Linked DNA regions of Homo sapiens: region 2 is linked to region 1. A link is an interaction called in ENCODE POLR2A ChIA-PET data of the cell type or tissue named here. Cell type or tissue: K562. All regions are shown on one strand. Links, peaks and the distances in the headings refer to the core of each region. The heading gives the core; the rest is flanking DNA.

What was found. Peaks named below come from ENCODE experiments on the same cell type or tissue, not always from the same donor. Only the 100,000 strongest peaks of a DNase experiment are listed, where the experiment ranks them.
Region 2: POLR2A ChIA-PET joins it to region 1 with 5 read pairs; 6 of 35 experiments call an interaction of 5 or more read pairs at or near these places.

What each region holds. Positions count from the first base shown.
Region 1 is chr12:110,713,938-110,719,315 of GRCh38, reverse strand. It overlaps a transcript of PPP1CC not described here. Among named protein-coding and RNA genes, the nearest start is that of PPP1CC, 26 kb to the left of the region's middle. In K562, for the core only: no CTCF peak of the experiment used is centred there; no DNase peak of the experiment used is centred there.
Region 2 is chr12:110,782,736-110,788,113 of GRCh38, reverse strand. No RefSeq gene overlaps it. Among named protein-coding and RNA genes, the nearest start is that of PPP1CC, 43 kb to the right of the region's middle. In K562, for the core only: no CTCF peak of the experiment used is centred there; a DNase peak (open chromatin) is centred at 2,653.

The sequences.
Region 1 (5,378 bases), core at 218-5,217:
GACTCCCCTCTGCTAACAAGCCCCGGTCCTGAGGCATCTGGACCCTGCCATGCTCCCATCAAAGAGGGAAGGGGGACCTCATTACCTGCCTGCTCCACATTGACAATATCCAAACTTGTGCTGTTTCACTTTTACGTAATATTCTCCCAGACTTCTTTGACTATAGGAAGAAAACAGTGAATGATAATTGTGTCAAAGGCAAATTCTGCACATCTTTATGTCCTGAATGTTAATGAATTGATACTAGGATTTCAAAATGCTATAAAGTAAAATTGGGCTGCTCTACTAGGATTATATCATTATTGGAGTGTGGTATCAGGCTCAAGTTTTTCTTAAGGAACATTTATCAAGTACTAAGGATTATATCATTATTGGAGTGTGGTATCTGGCTCAAATTTTTCTTAAGGAACATTGGTCAAGTAGAAGACAAGATTAATCTTTGGTTTTAGGACCTGAGATCATTAGGAGAGACTCAGTTTGAAATCTGTTTGACAGCAGAACTTGAGATGTGTGTGATAACCCAAGTCTTGGCCCCTCCTACCTGATTTGAGTGAGTGACCTGAATGCTGAGCCACTGTGTTCCTAGCTATGAAACGTCCATAGCAGAAGCCGTCTCACATTGTGAATCTTGAGTGAAGTTGTGTGGTGTCTTTAGAATGCTCAACTCGGTGGTATTTGCTAAATGTTTGCTTTTGGTTATCTTATCGATCCCAGTTCTTTCGTGTCTTTGCACATCTCGGTTGGCTGAGTTTGAAGTGTCACTTGCCTTTGCTTTGCTTTGCACCTGATACCAAGCCATGGATAGCTAAGTATGTCTGAGCATTTACTGCATAAGGGAACACCATCATGGATGTTTTCAGCATATGCAAAAGAAGTAACTAGGAAAGAGGAAGTTGTAATTATTAGTGTGATACTATTCTATTAAGTGTTTTGGTTTGGTTTTGTTTTTGTCAAGTATTCTGGGTCACAAGATGACAGCACCATTACAAAACCATACAGAAAGGCAGGTGCTAGGCATCCTTAGTCGCTCAATCATCTATGTAATACCCTCCCATAGAAATTGCTGATTTGGTACACAAACTAGGCCTGCCCATGTCTAGTTGCAGTGGACAGCACAGATGCTCACATATAACCCTTGTTCTTGAAGTACCTTGATTTAAGGCCAGAGTTCTCGAGTAACATACACATAAATGGGATATGGAACACAGGGACTAGGAAAAAATTACTGAATGCTGAGCCATGAAGAAGGCACATGATTTAAACTGATGGAAAGGAATATCAATCAAATTTCTCAATGTGGGTCCATGATGAGCGTTTGAAAGGGAATTCAGTTTGCTGGGAAGTGAAGATACAAGCTACCAAGTTAAGGCATCATGATACCAAAAAACACAAAGGAACCATTGCAGGGAAGTGCTGCATGAAAAATCTTAGGTTTATTTTGGCAGTTTGCAGACACCATGTGAATTGAGACACGGAGACAAGGGCCATGTAATCCAAGTATCACCTGAAATTAGTAGAAGGGACAAAGCTGAGGATCTGCATCAGAACAAAGAAGGAATGTCTTCCTCATGTTTGGGTCTATAGAAGACATTAAAGAAAACTTCCAGAAAGTGGGTTTGAGGCCGGGCATGGTGGCTCACACCTGTAATCCCAGCACTTTGGGAGGCTGAGGCAGGCGGATTACAAGGTCAGGAGATCGAGACCATCCTGGCTAACACGGTGAAACCCTGTCTCTACTAAAAAAAATAGAAAAAATTAGCCGGGCATGGTGATGGGCGCATGTAGTCCCAGTTACTCAGGAGCCTGAGGCAGGAGAATGGCGTGAACCTGGGAGGTGGAGCTTGCAGTGAGCCGAGATCACGCCACTGCACTCCAGCCTGGGCGACAGAGCGAGACTCTTAAACAAACAAAGTGGGTTTGAAGTGCTATGTCTCCATTTTCCTATCTTGAGGAAAAGACCCAAAACTCAACCTCATGTACCAGCTGGCTTGAATCTGCAGGGGTGGTTTTGATGAGTAAGAACTTTCAGTCCTGCAAATCAGATGTATGCATCAGCCCAGACTGGAAGAACATGGCACCCTCTGCCCCAGGCTTTGGTTTCCTTCTCACCCACAGAAGAGGAATAACTAGAATACTTAACGATGGGATTGTGAGGATTAGCCCACCAAAAATCTACAACTTGCCTTAGTCATAAGCATTCAGGAAACAGCCCTGGTATAAGACCAATGAATAGCCCTAAGATTTAGACCAATGGCAACACACAGGAACTTTGATTAGGAAAACTTGGGCCAGGCACAGGCAGAAGTCACTTTTCATTCATCCTTGCCAACGTGTGAGCTTCAGAAGAGTGGAAATGATGGACTATCAACACCTTCAGCCTACGACTCAAATAGAATTGAGTACTTGCATTAGTGCATCCCTGAATTAGTGGGTGGTTCATAGTTGTGTGATCACAGAGATGACTGCCATCCCATCTGATCAGCTGTAGCTCCAACGGACTTGTTGTCATCCAGATGTATTACAAGTATTCCAATAATTTCAAACACAGGTAAGTATTTCAGTTGTGAGAATTATGTCAGTTATTTGAAAGATAAATATGTTAGAGGATTAAAGCACTTCAGTTAATCATGTAAACAGTTTTGTAATCAAAAAGTTAAAACTAGGCTGGGTGCAGTGGCTCATGCCTGTAATTCCAGCGTGATTGGGAGGCCGAGGTGAGTGGATCACTTGAGGTCACGAGTATGAGACCAGCCTGGCCAACATGGTGAAATCCTGTCTCCATTGAAAATACAAAAATCAGCCAGGTGTGGTGGCACATGCCTGTAATCCCAGCTACTCGGGAGGCTGAGGCAGGAGAATCGCTTGAACCTGGGAAGCAGAGGTTGCAGTGAGCCAAGACTCTGCCACTGCACTCCAGACTGGGCAACAGAGCGAGACTCTATCTCAAAAAAAAAAAAAAGTTAAAACTAAGAAAGTTTGCAGTAATAGGGAAATAGAATTTTACCTACATAAGTTCAAGAACTTTATACTCTTGAACTAACAAAAGTTTGTAAGAATTTTAAAATATAAGGCATGCAAAATATCAGGAATGAATCAGTACGGCAAGTCTTTTAAGTGCATCTCAGAAAGCATCCTGAGGCACTGCCCAAAGCTTGAGATTGAGGGGTTGTGTAAAGGCACTGGCATCAACCAGATTTTTTAAGTCTAGGAATTGAGAAGGAAGACATAAGTCTTTACCTTGCTATTGGGATGGAACAACCAATTTGGTGGTAGGACCAGCCAAAAAGCAACTTGCCTTTCCACCAACCTCAAAGTGAGCATCTATTTAGTATTACAAACATGCAGATACCGCAGGAGCAATAAAGCGACAGGTGGTGCTAAGAAGGTAGCATACTGGCCGGGCACGGTGGCTCACGCCTGTAATCCCAGCACTTTGGGAGGCCAAGGCAGGCAGATCACCTGAGGTCAGGAGTTCAAGACCAGACTGGGCAACATGGAGAAATCCCATCTCTAATAAAAATACAAAATTAGCCTGGCATGGTGGTGACACATGCCTGTAATCCCAGCTACTCAGGAGGCTGAGGCAGGAGAATCGCTTGAACCCAGGAGGCAGAGGTTGCAGTGAGCTGAGATCGCACCATTGCACTACAGCCTGGGCAACGAGCAAAACTCCGTCTCAAAAAAGAAAAAAAGTAGCATACCAGCCCAGCATCAAACTTGGGAGAATTCTGATGATTGTAATAATTAAATGGTATCAATTAAATTTTTTTCCAGTATGGGCAACATGGTGACACCCCGTCTCTATTAAAAATATAATAATACAAAAAATTAGCCAGGCATGGTGGTGCACATTTGTGGTCCCAGCTACTTGGGAGGCTAAGGTGGGAGGATCGCTTGAGCCTGGGAGGCGGAGGTTGCAATGACCTGAGATCGCGCCACTGCACTCCAGCCTGGGCGACAGAGTGAGACCCTGTCTCAAAAAATAATTTTTGATAGAATTTCAAATTCATTCTTGTGTTCCAAACAATCAGTTTCCTAATAGCGATATTTAGCTATGACCACCAAATACTGATTTTAATACTCATTCAGCCAAAATGCATATTTGGTGCAACTCTTGAAACAATTCTAAAATGTCACTTAAAAGTGCGTATTCCTTTTTTTTTTCTAGCCACCCAATTAGCACAGTATCAAACACCATGTCTCCCAGAGAGGACCATCCCACACACCAGTTGTTCAGGGCTGGTGAACAAGAGAACAGTAAACTGGTCGTTATATTCTTGGACAGACTGGCTTGACCTTTCCCTGGCAAGTTAGGTAGGTGTGGCAGAGGGAGCGGGTGGGATAAAGGGTGTTTTTGCTGAGGTTGGCAGAAGATTTTTACCATCTGATGGGGCTTTGCTCATTCACCAGCTCCACAAGCCCCTCAAGGAGTCCTGTTCCATACCTGCTGTTAGTTTACCATAATGAAATCACTTCCCAATTTTTTTTTTTTTTTTTTTTTTTTTTTTTTGAGACAGAGTCTTGCTCTGTCGCCCAGGCTGGAGTGCAGTAGTACCATCTCGGCTCATTGCAAGCTCCACCTCCCGGGCTCAAGTGATTCTCCTGCCTCAGCCTCCCAAGTAGCTGGGATTACAGGTGCGTGCCACACACCCAGCTAATTTTTATATTTTTAGCAGAGACGGGGTTTTACTACGTTGGCCAGGCTGGTCTCAAACTCCTGACCTCAAGTGATTCGCCTGCCTCAGCCTCCCAAAGTGCTGGGATTACAGGCCTTCCCAAGTTTTGATTACTGACCTACAAACACCACATATCTTCTCTAGTGCTTGCCCTTCAGATTGAGAGGTGGAATGGACAGATCGTAGACTCACATGGTCCTCCGCTCAGGAGGCTGTCCAGCATAAGTGAAGGACCCAGATTCAGCGTGGATCACAGGGTTAGCTGGATTTTACTCACTAGCTTGGCTTAGATTGGTTTCAGATCTGCCCCATGTTCCTCTCACTGTTCTAGGGCCATTGGGTATTACTTAGGAGGGTGGACTGAGGAGAGGAGAGCAAGCAGGCAATCTTAAGATTTGCTGCAGTGCAAATTACTCATTGGGTGCACATTTTGGTTGCCATGAATGCTGTGTTTTTATACTTTTATTTTTAGAAGCCATAATCTTGCTGAGGTCAATATAATCTTGCTAGAATGAAAGTTTTTTTGTTTTCGTTTGTTTTTGAGTTGTAGTCTTGCTCTGGCACCCAGGCTGGAGTGCAGTGGCACAATCTTGGCTCACTGCAACCTCCACCTCCCAAGTTCAAACGATTCTCCCACCTCAGCCTCCAGAGTAGCTGGAACTACAGGTGCCCGCCACCACGCCGAGCTAATTTTTGTACTTT
Region 2 (5,378 bases), core at 291-5,290, 69 kb before region 1:
ACCTTCTCCCCTTCTTTCACCTGCTCCATTCTCTCCCCAAAGCAGAAATCTTCCCCCACCTTTCTATCTCGGAGCTGACCATAAGGAAATTCTCTGACCTACCTTGTCTGATAGTAAAATCATAAGACCCTCATTTCAGAAGGGGTCCTGCCCCATAACGCAGAGGAAAGAAGGCTGCACAGAGAGGCCAAGAAGAATCTGAACAGACAGGCTTGCTGGGTTTCCCCCCTCAGTCTACTAGCATTAGACCATTTGCCCTTTTTGTCCAGTCACCTTTCTACACAGTTGTCGGTCATGTCTATCCCATAAAATCTTCATAAAAGGGCCGGCTGCGTGTGCTAGCCTGTAATCCCAACACTTTGGTAGGCCGAGGAGGGCAGATTATCTGAGGTCAGGAGTTCAAGGCCAGCCTGGCCAACATGGCGAAACCCCGTCTCTACTAAAAATACAAAATTTAGCCAGGCATAGTGGCATGTGCCTGTAATCCCAGGTACTCGGGAGGCTGAGGCAGGAGAATCGCTTGAGCCTGGGAGGCAGAGGCTACGGTGAGCCAAGATCGTGCCACTGCACTCCAGCCTGAGCAACAGAGCGATACTCCATCAAAAAAAAAAAGGCCCAACAGGATAGGGTTTGTAGAGCTTCTGGACAGCCGTGCATGTGGGGGTTCCCAGGGAATGGTGTTCTCTCCCAAAGGCTGTTGGAGGGCAGGGAAGCTCCATGCCCTTTCTCCCTTACCTCAACATATGCATCTCTTCATCTGTATACTTTGTAAAATCCTTTATAATAAGCCAGTAAATGTATTTCCCTGAGTTCTGTGAGCCACTCTAGCAAATTAATCAAACCCAAAAAGGAGGTCATGGGAACCCCATCTTGAAGTAGGTCAGTAGAAGTTCTGGACGCTGGGACTTGCGATTGGTGTTTGAAGGTGGGGGGCAGTCCTGGGGACTGAGCCCCCAACCTGACACCTGGATCTGACACCACCTGCAAGGACATAGTGTCAGAAATGAATTGGAGGATGCTCAGTTGGTGTCCACTGCAGACTCGATTGCTTGCTTGGTGGTGGAGAGAAACCCCTATGCATATGGTCACAGAAGTCGCCTGTGATTGTTGCAGTTGAAGAGTGAGAGCAGAGGAAAAAACTGAAAATGAAAAAATTGAAAATTGAAAAACTTTTCAATTTTTTCCTCACTCTCAGAGGTGGGTACCCGTATCAGCTCAGGGTTTTTGTTGTTGTTGTTTGTTTTGTTTTGTTTTGAGATTGACTCTCACTCTGTCACCCAGGCTGGAGTGCATTGGCACGACCTCGGCTCACTGCAACCTCTGCTTCCCGGGTTCAAGAGATTCTTCTGCCTCAGCCTCCTCAATAGCTGGTGCCCACCACCACACCCACCTAATTTTTATATTTTTAGTAGAGATGGGGTTTCACCATGTTGGCCAGACTGGTCTTGAACTCCTGACCTCAAGTGATCTGACCACCTTGGCCTCCCAAAGTACTGGGATTACAGGCGTGAGCCACCACACCCGGCCTCTTCAGGGTTTTTAGTAGCAACTCCAGACATATAAGCAGACTCGCTAAATTCAGCAGAAAAGAAATTCAACACGGAGAGCCATGAGCTCCCACAATTGCCTGGAAGGCACACACAGAAGACAGACACACAGTGGGAAACACACTCAGAAACCTGCCTGGGACCAGGCTGCTAAGAACCCCCCAGCTTGTGTCTCTGAACGCTGCCAGCCCACTGACTGCTACTGCTGACCCTGGAACATGGACAGTCCTGCCACTTCCACCCCACCTTCCATCCCTCACCCCAAATTTCTCTTTGTCCCTTTCTCTGACCACCCCGGGGTCCAAATCCTCTGTGGATGGGCCAGGCCCAGTGGCTCATGCCTGTAATCCTAGCATTTGGGGAGGCCAAGGCAGGAGGAGCATTGCTTGAGCCCAGGAGTTCGAGACCAGCCTGGGCAATATAGCAAGACCCCACTCAAAAAAAAAATCATCGGTGGGTGCAGCTGATTAGTCGGTTACAACGGATGCTGGGAAAGGGTGTACAGGCAACCCGGCTTCCTTGAGGTGTGCTCTGCCTGTCCCCCTGAGAGCCATCAACCAGAGAAGTCACAAATTCAGCATGGGGAGACAATCGCTGAGCAGCGGAAACATGGAAAGCCCACAGTGTTTACTTTGCCAGGTATGTCAGAGACTAGGGGCAGGCACCAAAGTGGATCCTAAAGTCCTAAAGGATCTTTTTTTTTTTTTTTTTTTTCTAAGAAAGGGTCTTGCTCTGTTGCCTAGCTGGAGTGCAGTGGTGTGATCATAGCTCATTGCAGCCTCAGCTCCTGGGCTCAAGCGATCCTCCTGCCTCAGCCTCCAGAATAGCTGGGACTACAGGCACACACCACCACGCCTGGCTAATTTTTGTATTTTTTGTAGAGATGGGGTCTCACTGTGTTGCCCAGGCTGGTCTCAAACTCCTGGGCTCAAGCCTCAGGAAGCTGAAGCCTCAAACTAGTACCTCAGCCTCCCGAAGCACCGGAAATAGAGGTATGAGCCGCTGCGACCGTCCCTAAAGGATCTTACCTGCCAGCTCACACTCCCTTCCCCAGATGAAGCCTCTGGACCAGATGGGCCCCTGACTGGGGCAGCCATGGCCACCTGATCCAAAGCCATCAACCCATTGGCTGGCCAGTAGCCAAGTAGAGCCTCTCCCACGAGCAGAGGCTCTCAAGCTTTCTCCATTCCTGGTGTCCTTAGAAGGTCAGGGTTTTCAGCCAGGCATGATGGCTCATGCTTGTAATCCCAGCACTTTGGGAGGCCAAGGCGGGTGGATCACTTGAGGTCAGGAGTTCAAGACCAGCCTGGCCAACATGGTGAAACCCTGTTTCTACTAAAAGTACAAAAAAATTAGCTGTGCATGGTGGCATGTGCCTGTAATCTGAGCTACTCGGGAGGCTGAGGCAGGAGAATCACATCGCTTGGACTTGGGAGGACGAAGGATGCAGTGAGCCGAAATCATGCCATTGCACTCCAGCCTGGATGACAGGGTGAGACTCTGTCTCAAAATAATAATAATAAATAAATAATAGTCAGGGTTTCAGCCAGGTGCAGTGGCTCACACCTGTAATTCTAGCACTTTAGGAGACTGAGGTGGTGGATTACTTGAGGTCAGGAGTTAAAGACCAACCTGGCCAACACGTGAAACCCATCTCTACCAAAAATACAAAAATCAGCCGAGTGCGGTGGTGCATGCCTGTAATCCCAGCTACTCGGGAGGCTGAGGCAGGAGAATCGCTTGAACCCAGAAGGCAGAGACTGCAGTGAGCTGAGATTGTGCCACTGCACTCCAGCATGGGTGACGGGTGACAGAGCGAGATTCTGTCTCCAAAAAAAAAAAAAATGGAATCTTAGGGTTTTCTTTTTTTTTTTTCAGGGTAGCCTTAGGCCAAAAGAAATACCTAACAGTTCCACTTGTTAAGTAGTTACATCAAGCAACTTAATAACTATTTGTGGCCTAACAACTTAGCAGCCTTTTGAAAAGATAAATTGAAAGAAAAAATATTTTTCATTCATTCTGAAATATCCACACTTGCTGTCGAATGGAAAGTGTGTGTCTGTTGGGCACTGCACAAATTCTCGAACCTTGGAATCAGATCAGGGCACTGCCTCATTTCCTGTTCCATGCTGATTTTCGGCTACTAATTGCTTTTTATTACAGCAATCACAGAAAGCCCAGCTTGCGAAAAGATGACATTGTGGAAAGGGATGTAGTGCGGTCTAACGCTGAAACTGTAAGCTCCTTCAGCCAGTAGTTTGGGAAGCATCTGAGAGATGTGAACTTTCACTGTATTTGCTTTGAAAATGTAAATATCCCCTGCTGAACCTGTGAGTTTGTGGGGAACCCCAGCGCCTTGGTCCACAATTTGAAAATTGCTGCTTTCAGGGTGTAAACTGAGAGACAAAGGCAGTAGCTGGCCAAACAATGATGGAATCAGGGAAGAGATGGGTGGTTTCAGCCTGAGGCATGCTGACGACCAGGGAAAAACCTATCTGCAGAGAGAAGAGGGGGAATCAAAATAAAGATGAGAAGCCAGGAAGTCCTAGAAGGAAAAAAAAAAATGCAATTATCTTATGCGGTATTTACTGCAACTGGATTGCACAATCTGGCCCCTGAATCCATTTCTCTCTTTTTTTTAATTTTTGTTTTTTGTTTTTTGAGACGGAGTCTCTCTGTCGCCCAGCCTGGAGTGCAGTGGCGTGATCTTGGCTCACTGCAACCTCTGCCTCCAGGGTTCAAGCGATTCTCCGGCTTCAGCCTCCCGAGTAGCTGGGACTACAGGCACGCACCACCACACCCAGCTAATTTTTTGTATTTTTAGTAGAGACGGGGTTTCACCATGTTGGCCAGGCTGGTCTTGAGCTCGAGACCAGCCTCAGCCTCCCAAAGTTCTGGGATTACAGTCGTGAGCCACTGCGCCTGGCCCTGAATCCATTTCTCATGTCGAATTTATGGTTGGTGGCCCTAAATGAGTGCCTCCCACACCTTTTCCCAGATCCAGGAAATAGTGGCAACTCCATCCTTCCAATTGCTCAGGCCAAAACTTTGGATCCTCCCAGACTCTTTTTTCTCCCATTCCATGCCCAATTCCTTACCGAATTTTGTCATCTCTGCCTCCAACACACAGCAGTCCCCCGTTATCCTCAGGGGACATGCTCCAAGACTCCCTGTGGATGCCGGAAGCTGAGGACGGTCCTTGAAGCCTGCATAGACTATGTTTTTTTGATCTGATAACTGAGACAGCTACCAAGTGACACAAAAGGATGTTTCACGTCCCAAAACGGAGGACAGGCAGGATTCCATTATGCTACTCAGAACGGCACTCAATTTAAAACTTACAAATTATTTATTTCTGGAATTTTTCTATTTTATGATTTTCTGACTGCGGTTGACCATGGGTAACTGAAACCACGGAAAGTGAAACCATAGAGAAGCGGGGGACGACTGTAGATCTAAAATCTGACCACTTCTCCCCATCTCCAAGTTACTGGTCCATCACTTCTCACCTGGGCAAGGCAGTTCTGGGGTCCAAACTCTCAGATGAACCCATCTCACTCAGAATAAAAGCCAAAGCCCGTAACATTGCCACAGGGCCCTATGGGAATAAGCCTCAGCCTCCTCTGATCACACAACCCCTTGCTCCGCTTTCACTCACACTATTCCAGCCACACAGGCCTCCTTGCTGTTCTTTTGTCTCTTTTTTTTTTTGACAGAGAACTGGAAAAGTGATTCTCGTGTCTCAGCCTCCCAGGTAGCTGGGATTAGAGGCATGCCCCACCACACCCAGCTAATTTCTGTATTTTTAGTAAATACGGGGTTTCGCCATAT